Regions from separate parts of the Mus musculus genome. Here regions 1, 3 and 4 are each linked to region 2. Evidence: chromatin loops called from intact Hi-C (ENCODE). Cell type or tissue: heart. All regions are shown on one strand.

Region 1 (2,500 bases), 130 kb after region 2:
AACTGTTCACACTGAAGAAACTGTCAGGCAGTGTTTTGAATGGGAAAATAGCAAGCCTGTCACATCAAGGGAAACAACTGGTGGTCGTTGTTGCTACTGATGGAACTGGAGCTTTTAAGTGAAAACTCTGAGTTTTAGAAAACCCTGCCACCATGATATAGACAGATTCCCAGCAATTGAAGTTCCTGGACGGGGTCAGAGATATAGTGACTTTGATTTCCTGATATTGTGCAATAAAGTGCATTGATATTTGATAGAGGTAAATAATTCTTAATTTGGCGAACCAGTCTGTTCCAGATGACCCATGCATGTTAGTACAAAACTGTAAGTGGGGAAAGACATATTTAAAGCACAGGATGGGTGACTGGGTTTCAATGTTAGTCTCTGTGAAGCTATGATGGTGTTAAATTCCACATCATGATTCACCTTCAGCAACCCTGTCTTAAATATGCATGTAAGTATGTATGTATGTATATGTATATATGCATACACACACACACACACACACATATATACATACACACACACATGGAATGGGGTGTGCACATGCCATGACACAATGCACGGAGTTGGACTACTTCTGTGGGCTTTAAAACCCATTCCTTTGTCATTTTGCTGGGCCAAGTTCATGGAGAGATAGTGAAAATGCCTGCATTACTCAAGTACAGAGAGCCACTGGTGTCCCTTGAAAATCAAGAGCCAAAGGTCTTGGTTCTAAGAGTTAAAAATAAACAATGACCTCACTGACTTGAGCATCCAACTGGACACATCCTCTAGCTTCCTGCTCTGAGCTTCACGCCCACGAAGCATGAGTGGCTTGGTCCTTCTAGCCACAATAACACTCACCCTCTGCTGTCCTGCCTTGAGGTACCCAGTTCCTGTACCAGGAGCACCTACCCCTGTACCTCCCTCTGCCACTGAAACCAGCCCTTTCTTTCTATTCCGTCTTTTTCTTTTGTCTTTGGGGAAGAATCCCTTTCCACTCTGGTTTTGGAGCCACTAATTTTTTTTTTTTTTTTTTTTTTTTTTTTTAGTGCGTGTCTGTGTGGGTGAATGTGTGGAGGTCAGACGTCAGAGGGAGATTTGCAGAAGTCAGTTTCCTCCTTCTACCATGTGACATGGGTCCGTGGGTCCCAAGGATTGAACTCAGTCCATCACACTTGGCACCAAGCACCTTTACCCACGGAGCCATCTCACTCTTGAGAATGTATGCTTCTTGAAAGCAGGGAAGTTGTTTCATCTCTTTTCTTCCCTTGGAGTGACACTCCCAAGCCTCCAGAGATGAGTGGAGTGGAATCTGGAAGCCCGACAAAACTGCCTATGCCCCGGGGCCCTTTGTGTTGCCAGACACTCTTCACTAGAGGGCGCCCTCAGCCGGTACCAGGACAGAGTCCTGTCCCTCTCTCCCTCTGAGATGGGCGGGGTCTCACTGTGGGAGGAGCCTGATTCACTATGGCTTCCCAATTTGCCACATCAGATATCCCCCTCAGCTGGTGGGACACTCCTACTAGTGGGAGAAATCCTCTCCATTACACAAGTGGAGAAATGAAAACAAGCTAGAATGGAGGAAGTGGAGTACCAAAAAATGTTGTATGAGGCATGGCTGGAATCTGGAACCAGTCTCTTTCTAGACTCTAGGGTTCTGCTTAGAGACAAATTATCCATTCCCACATTCTCTCAACAAAACCTATTTAACACCTACTATGTGTTACGAGGGGGGGCTCATTGGTGAGCTAAATGCACAGTCTACTTTCTAGCCTGGTTCAGCACGCCTAGGCAGCCTGGTCCTTCCCGCTCTAGCCCTTTCCTCCCGAATCTTTTCCTTCCCCAGCAGCCTCCCTGCACAGCCATCTGCTGAAACTCCGCTTGCCCTCTTGCCCAGGACACAAACAGCGAGCAGTCCTCAAAGATGGGATCCAGATTCTTTGGCACCTCTGTGCAACTCCCACCTGGGTTGGGGCACGTGGAGGTGGGGGGGAGTCCTTCTCTGAGACCCCCTATTCTTTGGGGTTTCCTTTGGAAAAGCTTAGGCCCTTGCTACGTGCACCCCAGGACTGGGGAAATGGTTCAGTAGTTTGCCAAAGAAGCATGAGAAGCAGAGCTCAGACTGTCAGGACCTACACAAAAGCCCTGCAGGTATGGCAGCCTCCTGAGATCCCAGCACTTAGGAGGCAGAGATGGGGACCTCCAGCGTAAGCTGGCGAGCTAAACTTGTGGAATCAGGAGCTCTAGATACAGTGAGAGACCCAACCTCGATAAATAACAGAGAACAATTGAATTGAAGAAGACTACTCTGACATCAGCTTCAAACTTACATACACACACACACAGACACACACACACACGCACAAATATACACACACATAGATACACACATTCATACATGTGCATATACACTACGCATACCATATGCTCACACACACACTTGCACACACATGCACACACATGCACATACTTTCTCTCACAAACATACACACACATGAATGAACACACACACACA
Region 2 (2,500 bases):
CCAGTGCATCTCCAGGACAGATACACACATCTAAGCAGCCAGTCAAGGTGTGATCCAGTCCACCTCCGACACACCAGTGTCTACACAAAGTGACCTGAAAAGTTATTAGAAATATGTGCACACACACACACACACACACAAAGACAGGCATAGAGGCAGAGGCAGGCTGGTCTTTGTGAATTTAAGACCAGCCTGGTCTATAGAGTGAGTTCCAGGATACATAGTGAGAACCTATTTTTTTTTTAAGATTTATTTACGTATTATATGCAAGTACACTGTAGCTGTCTCCAGATACCCCAGAGGAGGGCATCAGATGTCATTATGGATGGTAGTGAGCCACCATATGGTTGCTGGGATTTGAACTCAGGATCTTCAGAAGAGCAGTCAGTGCTCTTAACAGCTGAGCCATCTCTCTAGCCCCGAGAACCTATCTTTAAGGGGGGGGGGGGGGAATCAAACTTTTAAGGGTAAAATCTCATTTCTAGGAAACAAGTACCCTCCCCGCTGCTGGAGTCTTTTCCTTCTCCCAGATTGAGACTCCCAGGGAAATCCCACTTCTTGGAGTCCATTGTTTGAATAGTCTGAGAGTCGGCTGGAGAAACCCGCATTTTCTCCTCAGGATATCTTCATTTCCGCCAGCCTGGTTGTACTTGGTGTGGGCTGTTAGCTCTTTATGGCAGCCGAGGGAGGCGAGAGACTGTAGCTGGACAGGTCTGGGTTCTAACAGAGAAGAGCCAGCCACACATCTGACCACTCCTCTGAACACAGGACAGGCCCTCATAACAAACACACATATTCCAGCATTGAGAATCCCTACACTCGGATGAGGCCTGGGCGCCCAGGTGGTACTTTAGGGATCGTTTTGACTGGGTCTATTCGGTGGAAAATCTGGAGACTGCCTAGACGTTAAGTTACCTGCACCGCTTGCTGGCTCGTCAATCAGCTCGAGGACAAGCCCAAGGCCTGGCAATGCGAGGCTTCTTGCCTGTCCAATCTTGCCCTCCCCTGTTCACCCTCAGGCAGGCCGAGCAACTTGCCCAGGGAGGCACCGCTACTAATGTAATAATAATTGCTCAGCGGGGGGGAGGGCCCAGTGCACATGAGAATGAATTTCTGAATTTGATTTGGGCAGTTTCTCTGACCTGTAGTTCTTTCTACTTTCTGACACTAGGTGGCACTCTAAGTCAGGATTTGCATTGATCATTCAGTAGCCCTGGAGCCCTGTAAAATAGACACTAACAGGTGAGAGGCTTTGACCTTTTCGTGTGAACGCAGCATGTCTGTGTGTTACAGCTAATAAACACCTTGGCCATCAAGCTGCACTTGTTGGGAACATTCTTTGCATTGTTGCTGTTGTCTCCGGTTAGAGACAAGTGTTTCTCTTACACACAGCAAGAGAACAAAATTCACAGAGATTAAGAAGGTGGGAGCGCTGCCCAGTGATCCAGTGCTTGCTCAAGAGAGTGGCTGCTGCCTTCTCCAAGGTCTGTCCAGGGAACAGTGGCTTTGGCATCCCCATGAGCTTGAAAGAAATGCTACTCGGCCCCTTCCCAGAGTACTGAAACTGTTTGCATTGTGACAAGGCTGCAAGCTGCCTGGTTAGGTTTGAGGAACACTGAAGTACCTCAAGCTCTTAAGCAATCATCTTCTAGAAACCTTGCAAGCCTTACAGACCTCCGGGGAGAGAGAGAAACTGCAAATGCCAGGGACTTGAAGGGGGTTAGAGAAACCAAAGGCAGGCTCTATGAGGTGACAGCTTCTTGCTCACTGAAGAGAAGTGGGAAGGCACAAGGGCAGGGATCTAAGCAGGGCCAATGCGAGAGAGGAAAGGACTCAGGGCCCTGTATAATACCCAAGCTGACATCCCCTTAAAAGGCTTCCAGTCTTATGCCTCTCCCATCCCAAAGGAATAAAGCTGTTGCTGTCCCTTTCTCGGGCACTTGATCTTCCCAAATGGATAATTAATTTTTTTTATTGAAAAATTTGTTTTTCATTCAATATACTCAGATCATATTTTTCTCCTCTCCCAGTTGCTCCCAGATCCTTCCCACCTCCCTACCCATCCAACCCTATGTTGTTGTTGTTGTTGTTGTTGTTGTTGTTGTTGTTGTTCTTCTTCTTCTTCTTCTTCTTCTTCTTCTTCCTTCTCTCTCTCTCTCCCTCCCTCTCTCCCTCCCTCCCTCTTTCCCTCCCTCCCTCAAACCACACACACACCTACAAAAACAGAAGTCAAAAGAGGCAAAACAAAACAATAATACAAAAAGAAATCCCTAACAAAGCAAAATGAGAGGGAAAAGTCTACAGAAATACTACTCAGTTTGGCTTGGTTTTTGTTGGCCAGCTACTCCTGGACATGGGGACTGTCCTATAGTGTGGTTAATATACCTGGTGAGATTCCTTCAAACAAATCTGGTTCTTTTTACTCCAGCCAACTGATGGCAATTGCTGTTGTTTAACAAGCCATCCCAAGACTTAGTGGTATAAAAATAACTGTGGATGA
Region 3 (2,500 bases), 51 kb after region 2:
GCAGGCACATTTAATGCAAAAGGCCTTTTCTGTTCCAATAATGGGCAGCAATACCAGACCAGTCTTTAAAAGTAAACAACAAAAATGCCAAATTTTATTTTTATATCCTTTAAGTCACTGTTGAACTAACGTGGGGGGTGGTGGGGAGAAAGTCACACAGATGTGATGAAAATAAAAACAAAACCTCTGGGAAGTAAAAACAGCTTCTAATTTGGGAACTCTGGGGGTTGGGGTGGGGGCCTTCTTCAGAATGCTGACAATGTTGACATTCCGCCTGGATGAGAACGGGGAGCCTGCCAAAGGCAGAAGTCTAGATGTAGGCCTCTGAGAGGGGAGCCTGCAGAGACTCAATCCACAGACTTAGGGCAAGAGGACAGACCAGAGCACCAATGTAGGCGGTGAGGAATTGCCTGTCAGGTGCTGGTGTGGACTAGAGAGAATTCTGCTGTAACAATGAGAACTGTAATCTCTCTTTCCAATGTGTGCCATCCAAATCCTTAGCGTGGGGCTAGGCGGGCAGAGGAATCCTTCAAGCTTCAGTCCTGCCTGGATCCTGCTTCATCTTGCCTCCCTGGCTGGACTGATGAGCTGTTGGTTTTGTGCAGCTTGCTTTTTGCTTTTGCAAGACAGGACTCTCTATGTAGTCCTAGTTGTCCTGGATCTCACTCTGTAGACCAGGCTGGCCTTGAACTCAGATCTGCCTACCACTGAGTGCTGGCATTTAAGGTGTGCACCACTACACTCAGCTGGATTGATTAAGTTTTAACATCGGGCTTAAAGATGGAGAAGTCAGCCAGAGAATGGTGGTGCAGGCCTTTAATCCCAGCACTTGGTAGGCAGAGGCAGGCAGAGGCAGGCAGATTTCTGAGATTGAGGCCAGCCTGGACTACAGAGTTCCAGGACAACCAGTGCTATATAGAGAATCCCTGCCCTGTTGCGAAAAACCAAGAAAAAAAAAAAGATGGAGAAGTTAGGTCAAACCTTAACACCATTAGGGTCAAGCACTAAGGGCCACCTTAACTGTTACCAACAGCCATACCAAAGCAGGGACAGTCACTGGTTACTGAGGGCCACCCTGTGCTCCTTGCAATAGCTTACTACCAGCTCTCTTAGCACTACCAGGTAGGCACCACAAACAGGTAGAGACAGACACAAGACTCATTGTAAAAAGGTATAGTTAGGAGTTAAACTGAGGCTTGATGCCAAAGTCCATACTAACTATGACCCTACACTCCCAAGACCCATGAAGGAGGTCATTAGCTATCCATTGCTGTCTCAGCTTTGTCTCTGAAACTATGCTTTAAAATCACAGGCAAAGGCCAAGTCTTAGGCTTCTCTGACATTCACCTGCAGAAAGGAATTAGCACCGCCTGCTGGCTAGAGGCATGCTTTGCAGCTCAGCCAAGGTACTAGGTTGGTTGGGAGCTAGTGTTAATTTCCCTGCACCTAGGTGACCTTGTAGTTGGCACTCCAAGTTCAAGCGCAAGTTCAAGCTGTCAGTTCAACAGCTAAGGGACATAGTTTTGAACATCCAGAGGTTCAAATGTTCATCGGGTACAGTAAGCACTGACCCACTTCATAGCAAACACATTCTCTTTGGCACCAGACCCTGTGATGCTCCTAGACCCTACCTACTAGGATTGTGTGGCCTACAAATGAGTCCAGGAAGATGGAGCCCTTTAGGATCCATCAAGCCCCAAATGAAAGCTTGCTTTTATTGTGTCACCTTCCATCACAGTAGCTGCAACTACTAGCAAGAAACCTTCAAGATTAGGCTGACTGGGAATGCTCCCTCATACAAGGGGTGGGTGGAGGGGTCACTCAGCGGACTTCCAGACATCCGTTCCTGTACTTCCTGCCCTAACTGCATGCACTCTCTCACTGTCCTGTGAGGTGGTACTATACAAACTATGCCCTATAAGGAGGGGTGGCTATGTGTTTACATCTCTGGTGTATGTCAGGGCTCCCCTGTGCACATGCCACACACTTCACACACAACTTCAGGCTGACCAGAAAGGCTTTCCCACATCTTGTCTTTCACTATCTTTTTAGGTGGATCATAAAACTGCACATTAACATCTAACAACCACTCAATGGCTTTGTACTGGCCAGCTTTGGGGACCAGTTTATGCCCAGGATGTCCCAGGCCATGCCCTCAACCTCCCCTCTCCCTTCACTGGCACTGCACTAGCACCTGCAGACACCTGCAGACATCAGCCCATCTCTTACTTAGTTGTTGAAACGGATTTCACATTTACCCTGTTACCGAAGAACTGTAAGACACAATTTTTTAAAGACCACACTTCACTGGGCAATGGTGGCACATGCCTTTAATCCCAGCACTCAGGAGACAGAGTGAGTTCTAGGACAGCCAGGGCTATAAAGAGAAACCCAGCCTTCAAAGAAAAAGGAAATAAAACTGCTTGAGGGCATGTTCAACTAGAGCAATCCCACGAGAAGCCACAGCTTCTTCAGTCCAGAATGGATGTCAGTGTGAGGA
Region 4 (2,500 bases), 280 kb after region 2:
TGTCATATAAAACTTATTTCATAACTTTAATAATTTTTTTTCCTTTCTTGGGGTCCCAGTGTTGGCTCTATTTCATTTTCTAATAATTTCTTCAAACTTTCTTTGCAAATCAAGCATTGATCTGGAACTACCATTGTGTAGCTACTGCATTGTTTCCAAGATGAGCACACACAGCATGCACCTGGGCCCTTAGGACTGAGCTGTGCTGTGCTGTGCTGTCCCATGCCTCAATTTTTAATTGTTTAAGAATCATTACATCAGCCGGGCGTGGTGGCGCATGCCTTTAATCCCAGCCCTTGGGAAGCAGAGGCAGACAGATTTCTGAGTTCAAGGCTAGCCTGGTCTACAAAGAGGACAGCCAGGGCTATACAGAGAAACCCTGTCTTGAAAAAGAAGAAGAAGAAGAAGAAGAAGAAGAAGAAGAAGAAGAAGAAGAAGGAGGAGGAGGAGGAGGAGGAGGAGGAGGAGGAGGAGGAGGAGGAGGAGAAGGATCATTACATCAAGGAACATCTAGTTTCACAGAATTCACCAGAGTAGAAGGAGAAAGAAGTAAGAAAGTCAGATATAATAGAATAATTATGCATACCAAGGTCAACTGAAAAGCAGTCACACACAAATAAAATCTATATAGCCATTGTCTAGGGCTAATGTTAGAAGAAATGGAACAACTGTTTTTTACAAAGAGCTGCCATGGGCTACTGAGATGTCTCCATCCTAGCCTACTTCAGGCAGTCCCTTATTTCAGATAGCAGGTCCCCTGGAGGGATGTGTCTCCTGTTTCTCAGGGTCCCAGACGCCATCCTTTTCTACAAGGAGCTGCTATGGGTTTCTGAGATGTCTCCATCTCTGCCTACTGCAGGCAGTCCCTGTCATTGTATGCTGTCCCCAGCACCCTATTACAGCTCCCCTGATAGGACCCTGATTTGTCTGCCCATCCAGACGAGCAAATAAATATTCTTCTAAGCATTTTGTCAGAAAAACACCTCTGGGAGCCTTTGGCCTGGGATACATATGTTTACCTCCTTAAACTGGCACTACAGCATAAAATACAGACTAATACTCTTCTCCCCACAGGAGTCCAAGATTCTTCATGGTGTCCCTGTTGCACACTCTGGGATGAAGTGTCTTCTCATTTGCAGGGAGCAACTTAGGAGCCAGGAACAGTGTGTGAAAACCAAAGTGCATGCATCATAATACCCCAGCTGCTAACATTTAAAGAGCAGGAATTTTACATAAAAAAAAAAAAAAATCCAGGCTCTGACTTCTCTCAAAAATGTGGCCAACTTGGCATCTTGGCTTCCTTCCAGCCTGGCACTGGCAGGTCAGAGCTGACTCAAGACTGCCCCCTTGTGGTAAGATAATATGGCATCATGCCCACCATGGCCACCCAGACTACAACCCACTTTGCCTCCTCGGTCACTCTACGAAGGCAAGGACTAGCTGCCTATCTTCTTTTGGTTTTTAAAGAAAAATAAACTTTTTAAAAGTCTTCCACTTATCATGGATACATTTTACATTTACTGTTGTATTTATGTGTTTGTTTGTTTGATGTGGGTGGGTGGGTGCCTCTACCACAGAGGTGTATGGAGGTTAAACTTGGCCCTGGCTATCAAACTCAGGTTGTCAGACTCGGCCTTCTGTTCCTGCCAGCAACCCACTCTCTAATGAGGACAGGCCAGTGAGGAGCTGGTGGGATCTGACCAGCAGAGAGGCACCTGGCACTTACCTTTGTCACTTTATCCACAGTGTCTTTATCACCAAGATAGCAAGAGTCTCTCCACTCTGTGAAATCAGGTGACTTGGTGCTACCTTCTCAGCCACGAAAACTCCCTAGATTCTGAGAATTTTTAGCCCTTTCCTCTCCTGACGAGGGTAAAGATGTTATCAGGGCAAGTTTGCATTTCTTATCAGGCCCCATTAGTGGCCCTCCAGGGTCTGATTAGAGCAGGCCAGACGAACTTAATAAGCAGTTCTCCACACAGCTTCAGGCCCAGAACTTCTCCCTAGCACCTTAAGCCTGAGAAGGGATCATGAAGTGGCTCTGGGTCCTTGGGCTTGTGGCCCTCTCAGAGTGCTTGGTCAAGTAAGTACAAACCGACAGCTATCAGCGGTCTTCCTGGCCTCTTTTTCTCTCCTGTAAAACTGTCTGACCCTCTCATCCCCTGCCCATCCCATGGTGAAGGAGGAAATGAAATCCCCAGTGGCCTTCATAACCTCCAGGTGTCCATTCATCAGTGATAGCTTGCCAAGAACACTGGAAGGCCCAGAAGTCTTGGGGCTAGTGTGCAGCAGCAGAAGTCACATCATGGGCTGTGTGGGTGTCTCTTACCAAAATCCTTACGTGTACAACTTGTGCATCTGTAGGGGTATAGCTGCTACACTGTCTTTTAGGTCTCTCTCAGAATGTCTGTCTGTCTGTCCATCCGTCCATCCCTATAGATCCCTCCTCCACCTCTCTGAGAGTCTCAGTGTCCACAGACCTCTATCTCTCTTTGGGCTC

What was found. Hi-C counts contacts between places; a loop is a spot of excess contacts. Peaks named below come from ENCODE experiments on the same cell type or tissue, not always from the same donor. Only the 100,000 strongest peaks of a DNase experiment are listed, where the experiment ranks them.
Region 1: a loop joins it to region 2, with 3 times the contacts of the local background. A loop is called at or near these places in 4 of 42 quality-filtered maps.
Region 3: it touches region 2 in a loop (4-fold over the local background); 24 of 42 quality-filtered maps call a loop at or near these places.
Region 4: it touches region 2 in a loop (4-fold over the local background); 28 of 42 quality-filtered maps call a loop at or near these places.

What each region holds. Positions count from the first base shown.
Region 1 is chr19:10,830,520-10,833,019 of GRCm38, reverse strand. No RefSeq gene overlaps it. Among named protein-coding and RNA genes, the nearest start is that of Cd6, 1.7 kb to the right of the region's middle. In heart, a CTCF peak has its summit at 1,362 (motif pointing right); a DNase peak (open chromatin) is centred at 1,419.
Region 2 is chr19:10,958,424-10,960,923 of GRCm38, reverse strand. No RefSeq gene overlaps it. Among named protein-coding and RNA genes, the nearest start is that of Ccdc86, 10 kb to the right of the region's middle. In heart, a CTCF peak has its summit at 1,163 (motif pointing right); no DNase peak of the experiment used is centred here; H3K27me3 peaks cover 196 bases.
Region 3 is chr19:10,906,981-10,909,480 of GRCm38, reverse strand. Prpf19 (pre-mRNA processing factor 19) reads right to left here. Exons shown (of 16, transcript NM_134129.4): 16 at 1-2,500. Among named protein-coding and RNA genes, the nearest start is that of Zp1, 12 kb to the left of the region's middle. In heart, a CTCF peak has its summit at 1,378 (motif pointing left); no DNase peak of the experiment used is centred here; H3K27ac peaks cover 841 bases.
Region 4 is chr19:10,677,502-10,680,001 of GRCm38, reverse strand. It overlaps Pga5 (pepsinogen 5, group I), which reads left to right and starts at 1,931. Exons shown (of 9, transcript NM_021453.4): 1 at 1,931-2,083. The coding sequence starts at 2,031. In heart, a CTCF peak has its summit at 1,356 (motif pointing left); a DNase peak (open chromatin) is centred at 1,321; H3K27ac peaks cover 212 bases.